Regions from separate parts of the Homo sapiens genome. Here region 1 is linked to region 2. A link is a loop called in an ENCODE intact Hi-C map of the cell type or tissue named here. Cell type or tissue: heart right ventricle. All regions are shown on one strand. Links, peaks and the distances in the headings refer to the core of each region. The heading gives the core; the rest is flanking DNA. Region 1 overlaps PLPP3 (phospholipid phosphatase 3). Region 2 has its middle 41 kb from the start of LINC01767.

What was found. Hi-C counts contacts between places; a loop is a spot of excess contacts. Peaks named below come from ENCODE experiments on the same cell type or tissue, not always from the same donor. Only the 100,000 strongest peaks of a DNase experiment are listed, where the experiment ranks them.
Region 1: a loop joins it to region 2, with 2.7 times the contacts of the local background. A loop is called at or near these places in 3 of 110 quality-filtered maps.

Annotation. Positions count from the first base shown.
Region 1 is chr1:56,504,703-56,512,702 of GRCh38, forward strand. PLPP3 (phospholipid phosphatase 3) reads right to left here. Exons shown (of 6, transcript NM_003713.5): 5 at 7,274-7,450. Among named protein-coding and RNA genes, the nearest start is that of PLPP3, 71 kb to the right of the region's middle. RefSeq lists enhancers at 5,253-5,983, 6,969-7,470, 7,471-7,970. In heart right ventricle, for the core only: no CTCF peak of the experiment used is centred there; DNase peaks (open chromatin) are centred at 1,715 and 3,989; H3K4me3 peaks cover 558 bases; H3K27ac peaks cover 7,404 bases.
Region 2 is chr1:56,365,780-56,383,061 of GRCh38, forward strand. No RefSeq gene overlaps it. Among named protein-coding and RNA genes, the nearest start is that of LINC01767, 41 kb to the right of the region's middle. RefSeq lists an enhancer at 4,115-4,641. In heart right ventricle, for the core only: no CTCF peak of the experiment used is centred there; DNase peaks (open chromatin) are centred at 8,532, 8,714 and 11,042; H3K4me3 peaks cover 1,911 bases; H3K27ac peaks cover 4,944 bases.

The sequences.
Region 1 (8,000 bases), core at 1-8,000, 140 kb after region 2:
TTTTGTATCTTACAGCAAATGACCATTCATTTTTAAATAATTACCTACTCTAAAAATTCTTTCTAGTCTTCCAACACCCTCAAGAAGAATTAATCACCCCTTCTCTTGTAACCCCACTGTCCTCAGTAGTGTATCCCATCCCAGCAGCCGTGCCCTTCTATCATACTTGTCTGTTTACATGTCTATTCCTACTAGATCATTCTCAAGCCATTAGCAAGCTACAAAATCAACTAACTAGGTGGTTACCACCAGCATTTTTGAAGGTTAATAGAAAATATCAGAATTTCTCACACAGTAAGGGCAAGTCTTATTTTGTGAAATATTTGTTTTAGTTACGTGTGGGTGCCTCTATTGGGTTATGATATAAAGTGTATTTCTTATTATAGATGGCGGTCAAGTCTTGGAAAGCTACTGCACTAGATAAGCTCTTTAAGGACCAACTCCTTTTAGCTCTGAATCTTTAAACAAAGCATAGTACTTAACGCACAATTCACAATCAATATGTTGCATGTGCCAAGCATGATGTATCTTTAATTCTCTGAATCCTCAATCCAAAAATCATGTTAGGCATTATCATCCCAACCTCATGGGATTGGAAAAGGTGGCTGAGAGGTGAAGTGACTTGCCCTGACAGCCTACCTAGCAAGTGGCAGGAATATAACTTCCTCTCTGAACCTCTGCTTCGTCAGCTCATCCATCTTAGCAGGGGAACAAGAAAGGAAGTTTTATAAGTACAGTTGATCCTTGAATAACATGAGCTTGAACTGCATGGGTCCACTTAAACACAAATTTTCTTCTGCTTCTGCCAACCCTGAGACAGCAAGACCAACCCCTCCTCTTCTTCCTCCTCGTGAGCCTACTCAACATGGAAACAACCAGCATGAAGACTTTTATGGTGATCACTTCCACCTAATGTATAGTAAATATATTTCCTCTTCCTTATAATTTTCTTGATAATATTTTCTTTTCTCTAGCTTACTTTATTGTAAGAATACTGTATATAATACATAAAACATACAAAACATATGTTAATTGACTGTTTATGTTATCAGTAAGGCTTCCAATCAACATTAGGCTGTTAGTAGTTTTAAGTTTTGAGGGAGTCAAAAGTTCTATTTGGACTTTTTATTGTGCTGGAGGTCGGAACCTCTAGTCCCCATGTTGTTCAAGGTCAACTGTATTTTGAACAGTTGTAGAGTACTACAAAGATAGTGTCGTTATCTATTGGCGGCCAAAGTTTATTTCTTTGCTTCCTTCTCTCTCCCACATCCATGTTTCTGCCTGCCTAAGAGTGGGGGCCAGCAGTGGCAAGATCAGATTACCTCAAGGTCACATTACTGGGCAAAGAGCTAGACTTCTGCAGGGCCAGAAGAGGTTTGGGAGCTCATTTCATCCATTCCCCTGTGCCCAGGCAGCCCTGGAGTAAATCAGAAGGGAATAGATGGGACTCTCTCCTGTTAGAGAAGGAAGAGGCCTTGCAAATCCATGGCTAAGCATGCTTGGAATTTACTGTTTAGCCCTTTAGATGGAATCAAGAAACTGGGGATTTGGTTCCTACTCTGCTACTATGTGTCCTTGGGCGTGTCCTGGCCTCTCCCTGCACTGCAGTTTCCTTTTGCAGGGGTTGTCATCGCTGAACTCTTCTTCACACTGGCATTCTTGCTGGTGTCTTTTCCCAAGGTCACCTCACTGGGGCAGAGACAAAGAACGCCCTCGCCCTTCCCTACATCTGGAGGAAGATAGCAGCACACAAAAGAGCAACGGCAAGCGGAGCCACACCCCCGGGAAGAGGAAAACCAGGAAAGACTCTGCTGTGTATTTACGAAATCCATGAGCAGCTGCTTCCTCTGCTGAACCCACAGCAATGGCAGCCGGGCCCTCCCCTGACCCCTCCCAGGGGCCCCTAATTTGCCATCTGTTAGAGGGTCAGGGAGGAGGTGACCAGATATGCAAGTTGTCACCAGACAGGAAATGAACCGATGTCTGTTCCTTCGTCCTAGTCCCTGTGTGAGTCCAACTGTAAAGTTCACATCTTTGGTAGGGGTAACTTAGTGAGTGTGTAGGCGGGAGGGGGCTGGGAGAGCCAATATGAGCCTGTGTTTTTTTTTTATTCGTCTGTCTGTTTATGTGTGTCTGTGGTTCTGAGTACGATTGGGTCTGCCCATGCACCTCATGGTCTATCTGGGCTGTGGCCTTCTCCTTTGTCCTGTGTACCTCTGTCCAGATCTCTGAAGGTGTGCAGGCAGGCCTATCCGACCCTAAGTGCTTGTGTCTTTGTGTTGAGTTCATGACACTGTATAGGTTTTCTGTCTGTGCTGGCTTCCATTGTCTTCCTTTTCTGGAAAGCATTCAATTAGTAAGCAATGGAGGAGGAAACCAGACTTCCATTTGACATGTGATTTTTGTCTAGACAAGTCTGCCTGTTGTGACAGGATCTACCCTCAACAGACCCAGGTAAAAGTTCTCGGCTGTCATGCCTGTTGCCTAAGGCTCTGCAGTTATGGAACCAGCATTCTAGGGTTAATGCACTGTACCTCAGTCAGTTACTACAAAGTCAGCTGTGCCATAGAATGTCTGTGCACAAAGGTCATGGAGCTACAAGGCCTCCAGCTTCAATTCACAGGTGAGGAAACTAGGCCCAGAAGGGAAGTGTCTGGCCTGAAGCCACAAGCTAATTCATCATTCACCATTTACCCAATGCTGATGAAGCACCTATTGTGTCAGCTGCTGTACTACATACCGAGAATAAATAATCAGAAGGTTAAGCCATGGATTCTGCTATTAAGGCACCCACAATCTAGCTGAAGAGACAGACATATGAGCAGGCCATGAGTAGATGAGGCCTAAAGCCATGGTAGGAAGAAAGTGCAAAAGGCCATGGGGGACTGGAAGGAAGTGAGACAATACTGTCTCCAGGGACTGGGGAAGTTGTGGAAAGCTGAACAATGTCCCCCAAAGATGCCCGCATCCTAAGTCCCAGAAGCAATGAATGATGCTACATGATAAAATGAGATTAAGTTAAGATCTTGAGATGGAGAGATCATCCTGGGTTATCAAGGTGGTCCCAGCATCTGTAAAAGAGGGAGGCAAAAGGACAAAAGTCACAGAAGAAGGTGTGACAATGGATGCAAAGGCCAGAGAAAGTATATGTGTGTGTGAGAGAGAGAGGGAGAAGTGAAGATTCTATGCTGCTAGCTTTGAAAGTGGAGAATGGGGCCATGAGTCAAGGAACTCAGGTAGCTCCAGAAAGCTAGAAAAAGCAAGAAAACAGATCTCCCCTTAGATCCTCTAGATGGAATGTGTTCCACCTTGATTTTAGCTCAGTGAGACCCTTTTCCAACTCCCAACTTCCAGAACTGTAAGAAAAGAAACTTGCATTCTTTTAAGCCACTAAATTTGTGGTAATTTGTTACAGCAGCCAGAGGCAGCTAATACAGAAGGTTTCATCAGAGATGAGGTGACACTGGAACTGTGTTCCATCAAAGGGGACAGGTATCTAATACAGAAACTCAGGTGTTGGAAAATATTGAAATGTTTGACATGCCGGGAGGTGAAGGGGTGGAGAGATGAGAGGAGACCTGCCAAAGCCTGGGTCTTGGAGTGCCAGCTCTGTGTCAGGCTGTCTGGGGTCAACTCCAGCTTTGCTACCTTCTCTCTGAGTGCTTGGGCTCTCAGCAAATGTCAGCGAAGATTACAACTCAATTAACAGGGAGTCCGTAAAGGCTTGGCTCAGGAGGTTATCTGGCAGACTGGAAAATGGATTCTGTGTTTCTTGGCACCTCAAGTGGTGGCCTTTGTGCCATACATGCTGCTTTTTTATCAATCCTCTTAACCTCAGGTGATGTCTCTGTGTTTCAAAAACCATTCAATACAGCCATAGTTGTGAGTAAGAAGAGAACTTTGCTCCTTCCTGGCATTCCCTGGGACAGCGGCCCTGATTCGTGGGGAAGAGTTCTGTCATGTGGCACAAGCAGAGCAGAGGTCACAGACTCCTGCTTGGCACGTGACAGCTACATTGCACAACCCTGATAAAGCTGCAAAACCCATGAGGCAGATGCCTGTCATCCTACTCATAGTTCCCTCTCCCAGGCACCTGGTGCCTTCATCACATGGTCTCTGGTTCCCCACACCTCCTCACAGATCTACCCATCTCTCCTCAATCCAGGGTCCTGAGCTTTGCTTCTGTCTCCCTCACAATCAAACCCAGGACAACAGAATCCTGGGAGCTTACGGCTGGAAAAGACACTACCTTCTTTCCTCCCAGCTGAACATTTCCAAACTTTTATTCTCAGTAGCCACAGCTTCCAGGCACTTCCCTGTCCTGGCCTCTCAGATGGCTTCAATGAAATGAATCTCTCAGTGCTGCGATTCCAAGCCATTCTGGACCATGAGGTCCCACTGAGCACAAGGCTGGGTGTCAGGCATTTGGAGAAAAATGATAGGTAAGATTGAGTCCCTGTTCTTGCATGTTCACAGGTGAGTGAGTAAAAGGCAGGGAAAGAGATTTATCACCCCTTTCCAAACCATCTTTACATTGTAAATCAGGCTTTCAAACTCAAAGCAATAACTGGATCCACCCAAAGGGTTAGGAAGGACTCCGTGACACAATTAAATGATACTCTTTAAGCAGCTAACTATGGAGCTTCTGTTTCGGGTTAACTGCAGGGCCTTCAGCTTCAGGGACCCCTTCTCCTTGCAGAGTGCAGAGGGCATAGCTTTGAGTCCATGAGAATCGTGGTGCAGCTGTCTATTAGCTCTCTGACCCTGGATGACTTAAGTTACCTCTCTGAGCTAGTTACTTCTGTAAAATGGCTGTAGTACAATGGCTTAATGTGACTAAAAGAAGACAGTGGGCAGCTGGGCACAGTGGCTCACACCTGTAAACCCAGCACTTTTGGAGGCTGAGGCGGGCGGATCACCTGAGGTCAGGAGTTCAAGACCAGCCTGGCCAACACAGTGAAACCCCATCTCTACAGAAATACAAAAATTAGCCAGGCATGACGGTGGGTGCCTGTAATCCCAGCTACTTGGGAGGCTGAGGGGGAAGAATCTTCAACCTGAGAGGCAGAGGTTGCAGTGAGCCGAGATCGTGCCATTGCACTCTAGCCTGGGTGAGAGAGCGAGACTCTCAAAAAAAAAAAAAAAAAAAAAGGAAGACAATGGGTAAAGTATCAGAATGGTACCAGCAGAGAGTAGGTGCTTTGTAAACGCTAGGATCAAATTCCTATACTGTGCTACAGTCAGCGAGAGCCAAACAGGACACAAGTCAGAACCTTCATTTCACTTCTTGGAAATAAGCCATAGTCCTCCCGAACGCTCTGTCTAATTGCTTATGGCCCATGTTTTAGGATATAAAAGAGAGGAAGGCTAGTAAGGATCCCCCAACCTTTTAATTTTTTTAACTGGGGGTGCAGGGGACTCCAATTAGGGCAGTGGCGCCAAGAAGGAACCACAACAGCAGGCCCCCGCGGGCTGTCCTCCTGCTGAGAGCAAAGCTCAGAAGGGCACAGTCAGCAAAGGGTTACCCTTCAGTGCAAACACCCATCCCCCACTGTCACCTCACATTAAAGGGCCAGGCACCAGAGAACAAGCCGGTCAGTGACAGCTGCTCTCATTAACGGTTTGCTCCCCCAGGTTCTCTCCCTTCTGGCCTTTACTTTTAAAAAGAAAAAAGAAAAAGAAAGCAAGGGAGAAAGCCATTAAAACAGCCAGTCCAGTAGGCTGGGATTCCCATGTCAAAGGCTGCAGGCAGTTCACACACTGCTTTCTTCGTGGTGCCCACTCTGATTGCTGCAACTCCTTCTCCCTCTTCTTGACCCCTGCACATGGAGTCAGGTGCTTCCCTGCCTGCTGAAGCCCCCTACACATGTCACTATGACAGCCCCCACAGCATTAAGCTCCTGTGCTTGGCCTGGCTGTGAGAGGAGCAAGGATGGAATTTCCTTGGGAGGGCTGAGCCTTATTCATTCCTATACCTTCAAGAAATAACTTCCTACAGTGTTCTCAAGAAAGGTTAGATCAACTCATTGATTCTGGCTTTTTGCTTGTTAGGCACACATTTGCTTAGTCTGAGCTAGAATCCCTGAGAGGCCTTGATAAGATAGGGAGAGTAACATATATATTACACATGGTCCCTGCCCCCAAGAACTTACAGCCTAAAAGAAGACACCCATCGACAATTTCAATCCAGAGTGTTAAGTGCTGTTACAGAGGAGCTGGGGAGAGGCTGCATAGTGAGACATAAGCCTGCAACCAGGCTCAGAAACCAGGAAAGGATAAGAAGCTGGTTTAGATCTCTCTATTGTTCATAATTCTTACTGTGAATGAGCAAGGATAATACTAACAACAATACAACCTACATGTGTGGTGCTTAAATATCCAGCCATTATTGTACTCTGGGATTCCTGCTGGGCTGGGGTGAGCTCCCCTCAGTAGGGCCCAGGAAGTCACAATATCAAAGTAGGTGCTCAGTCATGTTCGCTGAATAAGCCCCTCAAAACTCTTAGCAGGCAGGAAAAGCAGTGCCTACAGATGGAGGCTCAGAGAAGTGCAATGCCTTCTCCCACCTTCACCTGGAGTCAGAGATGAAGTATGTGAAAAGGTAACCCATTCATTTGGGGCAAATCAGTATGTGGTCCATCCCAAGTTATCCCTAGGAAGTCTGTGACTCGATGTACGAGGGCCTCAGGCTGAGAGAGGGCTCAGCCTTCAGATAACCTCCTCTTCTCCAATGAACACTGAGTTTAGGGTCTGTGTGAGTCACTCCCAAGGTCACAGAGGGAAGAGGAGGCATTTTCCAAGAAGCGGAGAAGTCCCATTGCGTACTGTGTCCACCAAAACAGCATGTGAGCACTCGAGTCAGGAGACTTAGATCTTGCTACTAGGTCAACAGACTTAGCATGACACTAAGCATGACCTGCTGACACATGACCTTGGGTAAGTTTCTTCCCTAAATTTCCTCATCTATAACATGAGCAAGTTGGACAATATCTCAGCTCTCTTCCAATTGCAACATTCTACGAGCCCAAAACCTCTGTATTTACAGAGATTTACAGACCCTATCAGATCAAAACTCACAGGCTGGGAAGAAGCAGGAATTATTCTCATTTTACTGAAGGAGTCCTAAGGCCTAAGGCCTAAGGCCAGGTGACTCTTCAGACACCAAGCAGAGGACAGGAACGAGGGCTCTCTAGCTTTAGTCACTGAGCTGGAAACATTTAACAAGCAACAGTCCAGGGCTCCACTTGCATATTGAGGACAAGATGCTACTTACTATGCAGCAGGCCACCAGGGCTCCTTGAGCAAATCCTGCCAGAACATCACTGGGATGGTGCTTGTGGTCTGATACGCGAGACAGTCCCGTGTAGAAGGCCATCATGATCAAGGTGAACTGCAGGAGGGGCCGGAGCAGGCGGGCTCCTCGCCAAGTGAAGCGGGCCTGCAGGTATAGCTGGAGAAAGGAGACAAAAAGGAACAGACATTAAGTGACTCCCCACTCACATGCACTATAACCCCAGGTGACACACACTACATTTCTACGAACAGGGATCATCTGGACCTTGGGTGGCATGTTGTAGATACAGCAATTTGAACATGACCTCAAGCCAGTTATTTAAATGCTGAGCCTGGCTAGGCACGGTGGCTCACGTCTGTAATCCCAGCACTTCGTGTGGCTGAGGTGGGCAGATCACCTGAGGTCAGGTGTTTGAGACCAGTCTGGCCAACATAGTGAAACCTCATCTGTAATAAAAATACAAAAATTATCTGGGTGTGATGGCATGTGCCTATAGTCCCAGCTACTCAGGAGGCTGAGGCAGGAAAATCACTTGAACCCAGGAGGCGGAGGTCGCAGTGAGCCGAGATCGCACCACTGCAGTTCGGTCTGGGCAACAGAGTGAGACTCTGCCTCAAAAAAATAAATAAGTAAGTAAGTAAGTAAATAAATAAATAAATGCTGAGTCTTAGTTCTCACACTAAAAAATAGGAAAAATAGAGTTTAT
Region 2 (17,282 bases), core at 3,798-11,797:
AGAACTCTCCACCCCAAATCAACAGAATATACATTTTTTTCAGCACCACACCACACCTATTCCAAAATTGACCACATAGTTGGAAGTAAAGCTCTCCTCAGCAAATGTAAAAGAACAGAAATTATAACAAACTATCTCTCAGACCACAGTGCAATCAAACTAGAACTCAGGATTAAGAATCTCACTCAAAGCCGCTCAACTACATGGAAACTGAACAACCTGCTCCTGAATGACTACTGGGTACATAACGAAATGAAGGCAGAAATAAAGATGTTCTTTGAAACCAACGAGAACAAAGACACCACATACCAGAATCTCTGGGACGCATTCAAAGCAGTGTGTAGAGGGAAATTTATAGCACTAAATGCCTACAAGAGAAAGCAGGAAAGATCCAAAATTGACACCCTAACATCACAATTAAAAGAACTAGAAAAGCAAGAGCAAACACATTCAAAAGCTAGCAGAAGGCAAGAAATAACTAAAATCAGAGCAGAACTGAAGGAAATAGAGACACAAAAAACCCTTCAAAAAATCAATGAATCCAGGAGCTGGTTTTTTGAAAGGATCAACAAAATTGATAGACCGCTAGCAAGACTAATAAAGAAAAAAAGAGAGAAGAATCAAATAGACACAATAAAAAATGATAAAGGGGATATCACCACCGATCCCACAGAAATACAAACTACCATCAGAGAATACTACAAACACCTCTACGCAAATAAACTAGAAAATCTAGAAGAAATGGATACATTCCTCGACACATACACTCTCCCAAGACTAAACCAGGAAGAAGTTGAATCTCTGAATAGACCAATAACAGGCTCTGAAATTGTGGCAATAATCAATAGTTTACCAACCAAAAAGAGTCCAGGACCAGATGGATTCACAGCCGAATTCTACCAGAGGTACAAGGAGGAACTGGTACCATTCCTTCTGAAACTATTCCAATCAATAGAAAAAGAGGGAATCCTCCCTAACTCATTTTATGAGGCCAGCATCATTCTGATACCAAAGCCGGGCAGAGACACAACCAAAAAAGAGAATTTTAGACCAATATCCTTGATGAACATTGATGCAAAAATCCTCAATAAAATACTGGCAAACCGAATCCAGCAGCACATCAAAAAGCTTATCCACCATGATCAAGTGGGCTTCATCCCTGGGATGCAAGGCTGGTTCAATATACGCAAATCAATAAATGTAATCCAGCATATAAACAGAGCCAAAGACAAAAACCACATGATTATCTCAATAGATGCAGAAAAAGCCTTTGACAAAATTCAACAACCCTTCATGCTAAAAACTCTCAATAAATTAGGTATTGATGGGACGTATTTCAAAATAATAAGAGCTATCTATGACAAACCCACAGCCAATATCATACTGAATGGGCAAAAACTGGAAGCATTCCCTTTGAAAACTGGCACAAGACAGGGATGCCCTCTCTCACCGCTCCTATTCAACATAGTGTTGGAAGTTCTGGCCAGGGCAATCAGGCAGGAGAAGGAAATAAAGGGTATTCAATTAGGAAAAGAGGAAGTCAAATTGTCCCTGTTTGCAGACGACATGATTGTTTATCTAGAAAACCCCATCATCTCAGCCCAAAATCTCCTTAAGCTGATAAGCAACTTCAGCAAAGTCTCAGGATACAAAATCAATGTACAAAAATCACAAGCATTCTTATACACCAACAACAGACAAACAGAGAGCCAAATCATGGGTGAACTCCCATTCACAATTGCTTCAAAGAGAATAAAATACCTAGGAATCCAACTTACAAGGGATGTGAAGGACCTCTTCAAGGAGAACTACAAACCACTGCTCAAGGAAATAAAAGAGGACACAAACAAATGGAAGAACATTCCATGCTCATGGGTAGGAAGAATCAATATCGTGAAAATGGCCATACTGCCCAAGGTAATTTACAGATTCAATGCCATCCCCATCAAGCTACCAATGACTTTCTTCACAGAATTGGAAAAAACTACTTTAAAGTTCATATGGAACCAAAAAAGAGCCCGCATTGCCAAGTCAATCCTAAGCCAAAAGAACAAAGCTGGAGGCATCACACTACCTGACTTCAAACTATACTACAAGGCTACAGTAACCAAAACAGCATGGTACTGGTACCAAAACAGAGATATAGATCAATGGAACAGAACAGAGCCCTCAGAAATAATGCCACATATCTACAACTATCTGATCTTTGACAAACCTGAGAAAAACAAGCAATGGGGAAAGGATTCCCTATTTAATAAATGGTGCTGGGAAAACTGGCTAGCCATGTGGAGAAAGCTGAAACTGGATCTCTTCCTTACACCTTATACAAAAATCAATTCAAGATGGATTAAAGATTTAAACGTTAAACCTAAAACCATAAAAACCCTAGAAGAAAACCTAGGCATTACCATTCAGGACATAGGCGTGGGCAAGGACTTCATGTCCAAAACACCAAAAGCAATGGCAACAAAAGCCAAAATTGACAAATGGGATCTAATTAAACTAAAGAGCTTCTGCACAGCAAAAGAAACTACCATCAGAATGAACAGGCAACCTACAAAATGGGAGAAAATTTTCGCAACCTACTCATCTGACAAAGGGCTAATATCCAGAATCTACAATGAACTCAAACAAATTTACAAGAAAAAAACAAACAACCCCATCAAAAAGTGGGCGAAGGACATGAACAGACACTTCTCAAAAGAAGACATTTATGCAGCCAAAAAACACATGAAGAAATGCTCATCATCACTGGCCATCAGAGAAATGCAAATCAAAACCACTATGAGATATCATCTCACACCAGTTAGAATGGCAATCATTAAAAAGTCAGGAAACAACAGGTGCTGGAGAGGATGCGGAGAAATAGGAACACTTTTACACTGTTGGTGGGACTGTAAACTAGTTCAACCATTGTGGAAGTCAGTGTGGCGATTCCTCAGGGATCTAGAACTAGAAATACCATTTGACCCAGCCATCCCATTACTGGGTATATACCCAAAGGACTATAAATCATGCTGCTATAAAGACACATGCACACGTATGTTTATTGCGGCACTATTCACAATAGCAAAGACTTGGAACCAACCCAAATGTCCAACAATGATAGACTGGATTAAGAAAATGTGGCACATATACACCATGGAATATTATGCAGCCATAAAAAATGATGAGTTCATATCCTTTGTAGGGACATGGATGAAATTGGAAACCATCATTCTCAGTAAACTATCGCAAGAACAAAAAACCAAACACCGCATATTCTCACTCATAGGTGGGAATTGAACAATGAGATCACATGGACACAGGAAGGGGAATATCACACTCTGGGGACTGTGGTGGGGTCGGGGGAGGGGGGAGGGATAGCATTGGGAGATATACCTAATGCTAGATGACACATTAGTGGGTGCAGCGCACCAGCATGGCACATGTATACATATGTAACTAACCTGCACAATGTGCACATGTACCCTAAAACTTAGAGTATAATAAAAAAAAAAAAAAAAAAAAAAAAAGAACCACTGCCTCTTAGAGAAACAGCTGATTCTGGCTCTGGGGCAAAGAAAATATAAGGTAAGTCGAGAATCTCTTGTTGTCAGAAAACAAAGAGGTACTCAAAGATTGATGGCGAAATATCAAAAGAACATAGGAATTGGTTTGAAGGAATTCCCACTGGTCAAATCAATTGGGAAATCAAAAAGAATAGTGATAATAATTCACAGTCCACTTAAGAATAAGAAAGAAAGAAGAATCCATAAGATCATGATAATAAATATAAAATTTAAAGTAGGAAAGAAGGAAGTTGTTCTTTGAAATAGTTACTACTAGGAAAAGGAGGAATATTGGGTTCAACTCTATGGTCTTCAAGTTTTTTCTTTTTAAGTGAAAGCAAGTTTATTAAGGAAGTAAAAGAATAAAAGAATGGCTACTCCCTAGGCAGAGCAGCCTATGATCTTAAAGTTTTAATGTCATAGAACTCCAAAAGGAGCAAAAATAGGCCTGTCTTAAGTACTCACAAATAAGAGCAATTTTACTTCCTCCATAATACTAAGTTCTTTTTAAATACCTTGGTCTTTTCTCCTTTTTGTAATCAAGATTCTTCATTTGAGTTAGAAAACCCAACTGTATAGGGTGGGCAAATTTTAAGTCATATTAAAAGATTCAAGGGCTTTAGTTGATAGGAATAGTAATATATGATTTGGCTGCTCCCAAAATTGATGAGACCTCAGACTGCACTCATAGGAAGAACGACTCCAGAGAAAAGGAGGTGATCTTTCTGCTTGTCTCTCGGTTTGGTAGCTTTTATCGGAATGCTGAGACCAATTCTTGGACAGAGATAAACCAAATTCTCACCCATAGGAAACTGTCCCAATTTGGGCTGGGGAAAGAAGGAAAGAGGGTAAAAGAACGAGTTATTGAGAAATGGCTGAAACAAATTGGAATGATGCTGCTGCTGGTGGTAATAACTATTCTTTATGGAGTGAAATGCCAAGAGTGCTGGTCCCACTAAGTCCCTTTGTACACATTATGTTATTCGTTCTCCCAGTGACACTCTAAGAGAGGCAATAGTGACCCAAGCTCAGAGAATTAGGTGGGGTGTGTAAGGCCACACAGACACTAAATAGCAAAGCTGTGATCTGACCAAGATCTGTCCAAATCCAGTGTTCATGCTCCTGTCCCTAGCGTACACTTGCCTTTGACTTAAATATGAGGTTAGGTAACCAGGAGCAGATTCCAGCTCTATCCCTATAGGACACTGGATTTATTACTCTCCTTCTCCGAACCTTGGGTTCCTCAGCCTTTTCTCAGAACTTGGGCACCTTTGCCCTCCTGATTCTCTTCCACTTTTCCCTGACTCCACCCCACCCTCACCATAGCTGCAGACCCTTTCTAATGAAAATCAATTCATCTCTACTCCACCTGACCAGCATTCCCAATCAGCAAAACAAAAGCAGGTGTCAGGAGAGACACGCACTGAAACTCGAGAGTTTAACGTCTTCTCTTTCATTGCTGTTTCCAAGGCCTTAATGAGGACAAAATTAGATAAGGTTTGGGGAAGAAGCTCTGGGTTAACGAGGTGTTTGTATGTGTATATCCCGTATACACAGAAAATATCCCCCACACAGAGAAAAGTTCAAAGACAAGTATAACAAACGCATTGAACGCACCACCTGGATCTAACAATGTTAATATTTTGCCATGTTTGCTTCAGATTTTTTTAAATTAAAACATTTAGTTGAAGATCCATAGAAGTTCCCTCGATAAGCTTTCCCTACCTCTACCCTAGAAGTAATTATTACCATCTAGAAGCATGTATTCTTCCTTGCCAGATCTTTATGGTACATAAAGAGTTAATTTTAAACTTGTGGCATTGTTTCGCATTTTTTAAAATATTATTTTAAGTTCCAGGGTACATGTGCATGATGTGCAGATTACATAGGTAAACATGCGCCATGGTGGTTTGCTGCACCTACCAAACCATCACCTAGGTATTGAGCCCGGCATGCCTTAGCTATTTTTCCTGAGGCTCCCCCACCTCCCTGCCCTCCCCTAACAGGCTCCAGTGTGTGTTGTTCCCCTCCCTGTGTCCATGTACTCTCATTGTTCAGCTCCCACTTATAAGTGAAAACATGTTTTGCATGGGGTTTTTTTTGTTTTTTTGAGACAGAGTCTCGCTCTGTCGCCCAGGCTGGAGTGCAGTGGCGTGATCTCGGCTCACTGCAACCTCCGCCTCCTGGGTTGAAGCGATTCTCCTGCCTCAGTCTCCTGAGTAGCTGGGGCTACAGGCATGTGCCACTATGCCGGATAATTTTTTTTTTTTTTTTTTTTTGTATTTTTAGTAGAGACTGGGTTTCACCGCGTTAGCCAGGATGGTCTCAATCTCCTGACCTCATGATCCACCCACCTCAGCTTCCCAGAGTGCTGGGATTACAGACATTGAGCCACTGCTCCTGGCCTGCATGGTTTTATTTATTTATTTATTTATTTATTGAGACAGAGTTTCACTCTTGTTGCCCAGGCTGGAGTGCAATGGCGTGATCTCGGCTCACCGCAACCTCCGCCTCCCAGGTTCAAGTGATTCTCCTGCCTGAGCCTCTTGAGTAGCTGGGATTGCAGGGATACACCACCACGCCCAGCTAATTTTTTTGTATTTTAGTAGAGACAGGGTTTCTCCATGTTGGTCAGGCTGGTCTCGAACTTCTGACCTCAGGTGATCTGCCTGCCTTGGCCTCCCAAAGTGCTGGGATTACAGGCATGAGCCACGGCGCCCGGCCAGCCTGCACGTTTTTAAATACACATAAATGATATCTTGTCTGTGCCTTTCTGCAACTTGGTCTTTTTTATTCAATAATGTTTTAGTGATTTATCATATTGCTAAATGTAGCTCTAATTTATTCTTTTAGTTGCTATTTTATGTTGCTTTATTTTTGCTATTTTATGTTCTATCTAAAAAAAGATCCATTTGTTTATCCATTCCTCTATTAATGTACTTTTAGATTATTTCCAATATTGCACTATTATATACAATGCTAACACTGAACATTATTGCACATCTCCTTTGGCACATATGCAAAAATTTCTCTAAGCTATTACCTCATAGAGGAAGCCCTGGTTGTGTATTCATATTGACTGCTACTATGTATTGCCAGTTGCTCCCCAAACTGTTTTACCAATTTATAGTCCCACCAGCATGGTATGATAGTTCTCATGTCTCCTTATCCTCCTCAACATTGGGTATCTCAGACTGTTATTTTTGCCTATCCGACAATGGGAAATAGTGTCTTACTGTTCTCATTTGAATTTCCCCAACAGCTCATAATGTCAAACATCTTTTTATATGATTATTGGCCATTCCAGTTGCCTGTTCATAATCTGTAGATTTTTCCATTGTTTGTCTTTTTCTTATTGACTTGTATGAATTATTTATATATCCTGGGTAATAATCTTTTAAAACTTGAATGTATTGTAAATATTGGGACAAGCTTTGTAAACTTCAAAGCAGCACCAAAAAAATGGTTTTTATTAGTGTTCATTTTACTCTTACATATGTCTTATCACCTAAACCAGAGCCTCCAGAGGACAGAGAATGTGGCTTCCTTATGTTTATTTATCCAGAATGAGTGTTAATAGGAAGCAGCCTGGAATTATGGGGGAAAATTAGGGCTTTAAAAATAGAAATGGAGTTAATACTGCCTCTGCCACTGAGTAGCTATGTAAGCTTGTTCAAACCACTTAATCTATTTCCTTTGTTCTAAAATGGGAAGAATATCTCACAAGGTTGTGAAGAATAGCATAAGATAATGCATGTAAAAGTGCTTGGTGTGGGGGCATAGCATATACTAGATTCTCAATAGATATTAGAATAGAAATATTGATAAATATTTGTTGGTGGTGAACTTAATTCTTCAATAACTGGATAATAATAGCTTTATTGACCATTTCTTATTTCTAGACACTATTCTACACAAACAGCTCCCTCTACTATATTTTTATCTTTTTTTTTTTCTGTTTTGAGATGGAGTTTTGCTCTTGTTGCCCAGGCTGGAGTGCAGTGGTGTGATCTTGGCTCACTGCAACCTCCGTCCCCTGGGTTCAAGAGATTCTCCTGCCTCAGCCTCCCGAGTAGCTGGGATTACAAGTGCCCACGAACACACCCGGCTAATTTGTATTTCTAGTAGAGATGGGATTTCACCATGTTGGTCAGGCTGGTCTCGAACTCTAGACCTCGGGTGATCCACCCGCCTCGGCCTCCCAAAGTGCTGGGATTACAGGCGTGAGCCACCGCGCCTGGCCATCTTTTTTTTCACAGATAAAGAATCTGAGACTAAGAAAGATTAAGTAATTTAGACAGTTATACAGCTTGTAAATGGTGGCTTTAATCTACAAAGACTGATTTATCTTAGTCTTGTCACAAAAATGTATTCATCCATCCAACAATATTTGTTGAATGTCTACTATGTTCCAGGTACTCCACTAGGCACTCGGCTGCATTGGTGAACAAGATGAACAGACTTCCTACCCTCAAAGAGCTTATATTTTAGTAAAGGACCAAAACAGCAACCAAATAGGCAAATAAATTGTGATATATTATGAACAAATGCACAACTAAGATAGAATATGGCAAAGAGCTTGGAGATTCTTTCAGGGAAGTGATCAAGAAAGCATTTGCCAAGGAATGACACTGAAGCCAAAATAAAACAGATGAGAAATAGCAAGCTGACCATTTGAAGAACATTTCAAGCAGAAGCAACAATATGCAAGTTCAGTTCCAGTCCATAATATGAACTAGACAGAAACTATTTCGATATTCCATATCTCCCACTTGCGAGTCCTGCTCACTCTTTTTAGCCATGGCAAGGAAGAAAATACTGTGAGCCCGAAGCAGCTGGTAAAACCATCATTCTACCCTGAGCCCGGATCACCCCCAGCTGGGCAGCGGCCATCTGGACATCCTCCAGCTGCAGCCACTCTTCTCCTACCAACTTCCCTTCCACGGCACTGTTCCATCTCCCAGGCCAAGCCTGTGAACTTGGCCAGATAGGTTTGGCTTTGTTTCTCAGGTAAAAACTTTTCACCCCAGCATTCCCCACACCGTCAATAATGGTGCACATTTGCAGATTGGTCTGTACGTGCATAAGCTGAGACCCTAGAGGATTGATTCAAGTCTGGGAGGGTGCCAGGTTTTCATTAAACCCCTTATAAACCAGCACTGCAGTTCTACAGGGCCACATCTGCCGAGGAAGCCATCTGTGATTCGTATCTTCGTGCTCCAACAAAACGCCAGCAGTGTGAAAAACTCTCCCCTCTGCTCTGCAGTGAACTGGAAAAGTAACATTAGTAATCACTTTTGCAGGCTCCATAATGACATAATGGGCATTGGCTTAAGTCTTAAACCACAGCCAATAGCCCCTGCCAACAATCTGGGTGGATCCAAGCTGTCCTAAAAATATAGGTCATCACTCATGCCCTTCTCGACCTAAGAGAATAAAGATAAAGAATTTGCACTTTGAGATACAGGGAGAAAAAGTAACTAATGTTTAATGAGTGTCTGCCAAGCATCAAGCACTTTGCAATGATGACAACCTTAAAAAGCATGCATGATTGTACTCATTTTACAGAGGAGGGGCCTAAGGTCAGAGATACTAGATGGCTTACCCAAAGCCACACAGATCAGTGGCATGGCAGAAGGTCGAACTCAAGCCTCACAATCCCCAAAGCCTGTGAGCTTTCCACCCCAGAAGGAGAACCTTGAGGATGGCATGCAAACTAAGTGTTTGGATTTTTCTACAAAAGTAATTCAAGACTGCATTAAAAATTAAGCACAGGACAGATAGAACATCTTTCACCTGTAGTAGCCTAGATCTGGGTAAAACCACTAAGTAATAGAACTGCACATGGGTTATTTAAATCCATAATACTCACTTTGAGTTAGATGAACAGAAAGGAGCTTGCCTTCTCTGCTTAATTCTTGCTTCCTCCTCCCCCAACCCCAGCCCATCCTGTCAAAAAAAAAAAAAAAGAAAGAAAGAAAAAGAAAAAGAAAAGATACTGCCTGCTCCTAATGTCTGAGCCCACATCCAAAAATAGAACCATCCAGCCGGTGTTCATTTCATTAAGAGTACCTTCCAATAGGGTGCTTGCTTGCATTTTCTGCTAAAGACCTTTGGAGGTCCCAAGCAGTCTTAAAGCGAAAAGTCCTTTTTCTTCTGAAGATGCAGGATCTCTCTGGGGCTATCCAGGACAAAAGGACGGACTCCTTAAACAAAGAGGAAACAACTGCTCCCCTCAGGAGACTGCAGACTCAGAAGCAGGGAGAAGAAGAAAAAAAAAAAAAAAGCCTGGGCTTTAGGACCAAGCAGGCTGCGGTTTGAATCTTGGCTTTCCTGCCAAATCATTGTATGAACTCAGACAAATATTTACCTTTCTGAGCATCCTTATGTGGAAGAATGAATCTAATGATACCTACCATACGGGGTTACTAGGAGGAACTGAGAAGACAATACATCAAGACACAGGCACATGGTGGGTTTCAATAGAAGTTAATTTGCTTTCCTTACCTTTTACATTTATCTTCTGTTTGGCTAAAGCTTCAAAGAAAGATTCAAAAAATGTTGAAAGGGTTGATAGTTTTCTTTTGGAAGGATAGTTTTTGATATTTCAGATTCTGTTGGATTGTCTAAAAGATTAACTCTCAGCAGCTTTTCCTCTTTCCTCATATAAACACCTAGAAATAATTTCCTGATCCATGTCCCATTGATGCCAAAGAGCAACAGGACAAAGAGAATCAAATCATGTTTAAATCACTTAGTGGAACCCCTCTTTCGTAGATTGCCAGGTTAGCCAAAGTTTTAGTTTAAAAAAAAAAAAGTTGGGGGAAGTTGGGAAAGAAAAAGCACTGACAATGAAGGAACCCTGCTGCTCTGGGAGAATTTTAGACTTGACAAAGATTTATACAATTTAATCATCATGTCCATATTCATATGGTAACCTTTGCTGAAAGAACCTGGTTGGAATTCTGGCTGTATCACTTGAGCAAATTGCTCAATGTCTCTGAACTTCAGTTTCCTCAGCTCTGAAGTGGAGACTAGAGATGATAATCACTACCTTGCAGGATGATTAGGGGATTACTAATTATATCCATACAGCTACTAGGCTCAGTGCCTAGTAGAGAGCAGGTGCTTAATAAATGGCTGTTTTATTACTCACAAAACACTCTTTTGATATCCACAACAACCCTGTAAGGTAAGAATCACTGATCCCATTTTTTTTAGATGAGGAAATGGAGATTCAGAAAAATAAAACATGACATTCAAGACCCCCCAGCCCTGGCTTGCACTGAGAGGACCTGCAGATTTATTTGACTGCAAAGCCTGTTTTCCTTCCAGCGTGCATACTGCTGCCACGTCTGTTCCTGCAGATGCAGAGAGGGGAAGATTTCAAGCACTTTTCGTCTCCATCTGAGTTGCTTCCTCTCCTCTGACTCGTTCCTGCCTTGGCAGTCCTGGCTGCCGTCTTCTCTATGCTGCCAACATCCCCTGACCTGACTCTTGCCGCCAACTGAAGCTTTCACCCAGCCAAAAAGGCATTTGGGAAACCACATCCCCTTCCCTCCCCACTGCGTGCCTTTGAAGTGAGTGTGTCATTTGACCAGTACCTACTCAGGCTACAAATTCCAGACTCCTTTCCTACCTGGAGCCCTGGGTCCCCCATGGTTCAGGGCAGACATTAGGCGAGTCTACCTTATTTTTCACAGTGCTTTATTTCAACCCAACCTGAATTTACTAGGTACCTACTCTGTGCCAGACACTAATCTTAGTTCTGGAAAGAGAGAAATGGGTAAAACACAGGCTCTGCTTTCAAAGAATCCATGGAATATGACAGAATCTAATTTGGTTCAGTTTAAATAATTGCTAAGCACCTACCACAGGCCAGACCCTGTGCTAAACACTAGAGAATACTAAGATAAATAAGATGTCAGTCCTCTGGGAAGAGCTTACCATTGAATGGAACAATATCCTGATTAGTGTACTAAGCAGGATATCTGGCAGGTTTTACTAGGTCGGTGCAAAAGTAATTGCAGTATTTTTCCATTGAAAGTAATGGCAAAAACTGCAATTACTTTTGCACCAACCTAATACAACCTGCCAGATATCCATAACCTACTATGGGTTTCACATTGTGCTTCATAGGCATTCTCTTTAGTCCTCAGAATAAAATAACTTTTGAGATAAATGTTTGAAAGGGCAGAAAAATTCCTCTGTCCAAAACTAATCATGATGATGAGGATTCTAGATTTTAGGTCTGCTTTTTGTCTCAAAAGCTGCTGGTTTCTTGGCAGGATGGTAGCAGATCTATTTTCCTATTATTACCTCACATTTGAATGGTGTACAAGGATTTTCCAAAGCATATCCCTCCATTATCTCATCTGAGCACCAACATATCTATCCTGAATAGTGTAGGGTTTTCTGGGAGGCCCAGAGAGGGCCACGAGTCAGGGAAAAGTGGACGAGCAGCAACAAACCCTGCAAGGGCATTTAACCCTTACAACACCCTGTAAAGGAGGTCACATATTTCCCTCTCCCCATTTTATACTTGAGGAAACTGATGCTCAGAGCAGCTCTCCCAAGTTCATAGTGCTAGTCAAAAGAAATCCTTTGTTTGAACTCAAGTCCTACAGCAGCAGTACCTCTGACAGCTGGGTCTGTCCTCGAGACAAACCAACACTCTCATCACTGAGCTGGGATTTCAAGCATGACTTTGTGGGACCTCAGTTCAAGCACGCTCCTTTGCCTGTATGACTTTCGGGGACTCACCCAGTTTCTCTGGGCCTCAGTTTTTCATTTGTCAAGAGGCCATGCTAACCTCTGCCATCTGCATCATAGGTTCTGTGAGGGGCTGGTGAGATGCAAAATAAAAGGGAGAAAGACTTTGGAGGAGTTATAAATGTGAGAGATCATTGTTAATAATAGGTCTTCCAACATGTTACTATGGAATCAGAGGTTCAGGAGACAAATGCAGACAGGCCAAGATCCCCTCTGGGAACCCTGCCCTGAAACCAGGACCTGCTCCTTAAAGGACTCCCAGCAAGGCCCACTCCCAGCACCAAACACCCTGCCCTGATGATTTGCCTGGCTCTGCCCCTTCAGCCAGGCTCAACTAGCAGACCCGGGAGGGGAGGGGCTTTCACAGAAACAGATGGATCTGGTCACAGGGTGACAGCGTCCATGCCAAGAGCCCACTTTGTTTTAATGAATGACACCAAACATTTAAGCCATAAACTCTTCAGATTGCTGTGTCTGGCAGTAATTACATGCCTCCTATTAATAAATCCTATTTCTGAATGGTTTACTGCATCCCTTTCTGCAAACACTGCAGGCTGAAACCTGTCAGATGGAGCCAGAGGCCGACTTGTGGAGAGAAGGCAAATAAAGTGGGATGGCTTTCTGGACCTAAAAGGGTGACAGCCACAGGAGGAAAAAAGCAACAGGATGTCCTCCAGCGCCCAGGTCCCCAGAAAGCAGGGGTGTGCCTACCACCCTCACATTCGACCAATCTGACTCATAGATTCTGACCCCATAATTTATCTTGATGCCATCTCTATTGTCACTGAATCCTGTAGATTCTGACCCCCTAATTTATCTTGAAGCCATCTCTATTGCCATTGACTTGGTTGGAAATCCATGAGCTTCACCTGGAATATAGTGACTGTCATCCCAACCATCCTCCACATGCTGCCAGGGAGATCTTCCCAACATAAACGAGTGACCATGTCACTCTCCTGTGTGAAAACTCCACAGCAGTCCTCAGCACTCCAGGGCAAAGTCCAAACACTTCTGCACTCAAGGTCCTTCAGGATTTGAATTCTGCTACCTGCCCCCATTCATTTTCCAGAAATTACCCTTTCTACTACACTTTGCCACAGTGGTTTTCAAAGTGTGGTGCTTGGACCATCAGCAGCAGCATCACTTGTGAACCTTAGAGAAATGTGCACTCTCAGGCCCCATCCAGAGCTACTGATTCAGAAACTCTGACATGGAGCCCAGTGATCTGTTTTTGTTGTGGAGGTTGTTATTGTTGTTGTTTTTTAACAAACCTTGCAGGTGATTTGATGTGTGCTAGAGTTTGAAAAATGCCTCTTGCCCAGTTTTTCTGAAACATTAACATGCATAGGAACTACCTGGGGATCTTATTACAATGTAGATTCTGACTTAGTTGGGCCAGAGGAGAACACCAGATTCTGTTGTTCAGCAAGTGTCCAGGCAAAGTCAATGCTGCTGGTCCACTTATCAAACCTTGAGTAACAAAGCTCTGAAGACAGTTAATTGCAAACTCCTTGCCATTTCTCAAGCACACTTACTACTCCTTGTTTCATGCCTTTGTGGATGCTGTTCCCCCCATCTTCTTTCTTTCCTCTCTTTCTCACCTCCCTTATCCATCAAATAATTCTATCATGTATCAGAAGTCAGCATAAAGAGCCTCTGTATGCTTCCTTAACCTCCTTCTGCTGCCACATGACTTTGCCCACACACCCCCAACCAGAACACTGATCCCACTACACTATTGGTCTGTCTGTGCTTCCTCACCCACAAGGAACAGGACCATCACTCTACCTCTTGTATCTCTGTAACCATAGCACCAACACAGTGCCTGGCATGGGAACAATGGACAGTGAGTGAATGAATGAATGAATGCATTAGTCTGTGGATGAATGAATGAATGAATCCTTAACAAACAGTTCTACAGGTGGGTAGACTAGCAAACGAAGTATTTGTGAGTGGAGCTGTGCCCTCACTAGCAACCTGATTTCTCCCAGGGGACTTTTGTTGACTGCTAGGTTGCTTTTAAAGCAGGTAACAGCAAACTCTTGTTTTCTAAACCAAACCAACTGCCTAATCCTAGAAGACACAAAACATAGAGGTGGTCTCCCTGAGCCAGGAACCCCAGAGAAAATTTCTAAGAGGAAATATTCAAACAGCAAGTATACACATATAGGTTTCTCAGATAGGAAGACTCTACATACTGAAATTTCACAAAGACAGCTCCTTTATTTATTACGGTATGTATTACCTCCACAAACATTCATCGAATGTTGACTATACAACAAACGCTGTTAAGAAGTAGGGATGTAAGGTAAGCTGGATATTGTTCTTGTCTCTAAGAGGTCAGTTCAGTGGGGGAAGTAGATATGAAAACAGATCAGGACCATGCAGAATGGCAAAGGCTGCAACTTGGGTGTGCACAGATCATGGGACAGATGCTTTTAATTTTGCTAGGAAAGATGGGAACAAGCACCAAAGAGAAGATAATATTTGAACTGAGTCTTGAAAGATGAGTTTGTTTCTCAGGAGGAAAATAGGGGAGAAGGATACTTCTGGCAAGGGAACAGTACACGCAAATGAGCAGCAGCCAGGAAGAGTGCTGGACCTGGCAGAAGCTGCAAGAATCGGACATAGTTAAGTGTATGTGGGTTGGGATGGGGGTTGACATTGGGAAGTTGAGCAGAACCAGATCGGTCATTTAGCAAACATTCACTGAGTATCTATTATGTGCTTGGCACTGAGGGAGGCCCTGGTGACACAGACAACAGTAAATAACATAGAAATGGTTTCTGCTTTCCTGAAGCTGAGCATTCACAGCGGGGTTGGGGTAGTAGGGGGGAAAAACACATAAATAAAACATTTGCCCATTTTGATGTGTAAGGAGCTGAGCCAGAAAAATAGTGAGAGCTTTAACTTTAGATAAAGTGTCCAGGGAAATGCTTTCAGAGGCAAACTTAGAAGAAGGAGAAAGGAATGGGAGAGAGAAGAGTATCCACAGCAGAGAGAAAAGATTGGGTAAGCCTCTGAGATGGGTGAAAATGTGGCAAACTCAGAAAACCGAAAGTGGATGAAATTAATGAGTGAAAGGAAAATGATGCAATTTGACAAGAGATCAGAAGGGGAGACAGGTGAAGCCACTTGGGCTTGCAAGCCATGGTGGGTGTCTGCATCAATGCTAAGTGCTATGGGAGCCTTTGGAGGCCTCATCAGCAGGGCAGTAACGTGACCTAATTTGTTTGAGGAATTTTCAGCTCCCTTTTATTTATTTTTTTCTAAAAGGTAACTCTATTAATAGTTCCTTTACAGAAAATGAATTGGAAGGAGACTGAAGGCAGGTCCTCACTTAAAAAGGAGGCTATATAATGGTTCTGCCAAGAAAAAAAGCCAGGGCTAGAACTAATATGGTGGCACTAAGGATGAAAATTCACTGGACTCTCTCCCTTAGGAAAATTCTGCACTGGAAGCTCCCCAAAAGGGACTTCCTAAACTTAAAGTAAATAGACAGCAATTTCTCTTCCAAGAGGTATCCAGTGAAAAAAGCACCTTTTCTTTTTGCAACATGCATACCAGCAGCCCGAATTCTGGGTTGGGGCACCCACAGATCCATCCTTCATCTGGCTCAAAGCATGAGGACGCTCCACAGTTGCCATATTCCTGGCCAACATATGCACTGCTTCTGGCAGGCACTGAAATAGGCAAAGGTAGCTCATATATTTTCCACCTTGCCACTGTTGGGCTGCCATAGAGAATGACCTGGGCTAAGTTTCCTGGAAACTGCCCAGCCAGGTGTTCCATCAAGCTGAACTGCTGAGCAATTAGAATCTGTGGAATATTGGGGTAGGGGCTGGTTCCACAAAGAAGATGGCGGGTTTCACACAGCAGGCATGCATCTGCTTCGGTTTCCTAAATCCTCTGGAACACCTGTGCTACGAAAAGCACATCTTGACATTTAGTAGCATTTTAGGAAGGGGATTTTTTTTTAACCGAGGCTTTTAGACCTTTAGACAAATTCTAATCTTAGATCTAAAATATCTCCAACGATAATTTAATTCAACCCGATTTTTGACAGATGGGCAAACTAAAATCCAGAGAAGAAGAAAGAGGGAGGGATCTGTTTAAAGTTAGAAGGCCATTTTTTTTTATTTTTTATTTTTATTTTTGGCAAAACTGTAGCTGCAATGCTGGTCTCCTAATTCTTTTTAATTTTTTGGAGATGGAGTCTCACTCTGTCACCCAGGCTGGAGTGCAGTGGCAAGATCTCCGCTCACTGCAACTTCTGCCTCCCAGGTTAAAGCAATTCTCCTGCCTCAGCCTCCAGAGTAGGTGGGACTACAGGTGTGCGCCACCACACCTGGCTAATTTTTGTATTTTTAGTAGAGATGGGGTTTTACCATGTTGGCCAGGCTGATCTCGAACTCCTGATCTCAAGTGATCCACCCGCCTCAGCCTCCCAAAGTGCTGGGATTACAGGCATGAGCCACCACGCCCAGCCAGGTCTCCTAATTCTTGATTCTGGGCCCTTTCTCTATGACTCCACACATGCTTCAAATTCAGTGAATAACCTATTGAATATTTACTACATACTGGGCTCTAAATCACCACACCATTATAGAAGTGAAGTTTTAAAAGATTAAAACATACATACCTGCAGCATTTTTAAATGGAGGGCTTGGCTTGTTCAGAATCTTGAATATAATCATGGCCTCTGCAATATTCTGAACTCCTAAGAGCAGGGGAACTGCTTATTTATCTCGACATACCTAGTCGAGGAAATGGGCAGAGAGTAGACTACCAGTTAATGAAGGAATGCATCTTATGCTTGTTTGAGGATTGTTCAAACAATCCTGATATTGAGTGCAGATAGTTCCAAGCAGCTCTGCTTTCATGGTGGGACTCAACGGAGACTCTGCCGGTAGTGGGTGGGTGGCGATGATTGTTTTTCCCTGGCTGGTCAATTGCCTT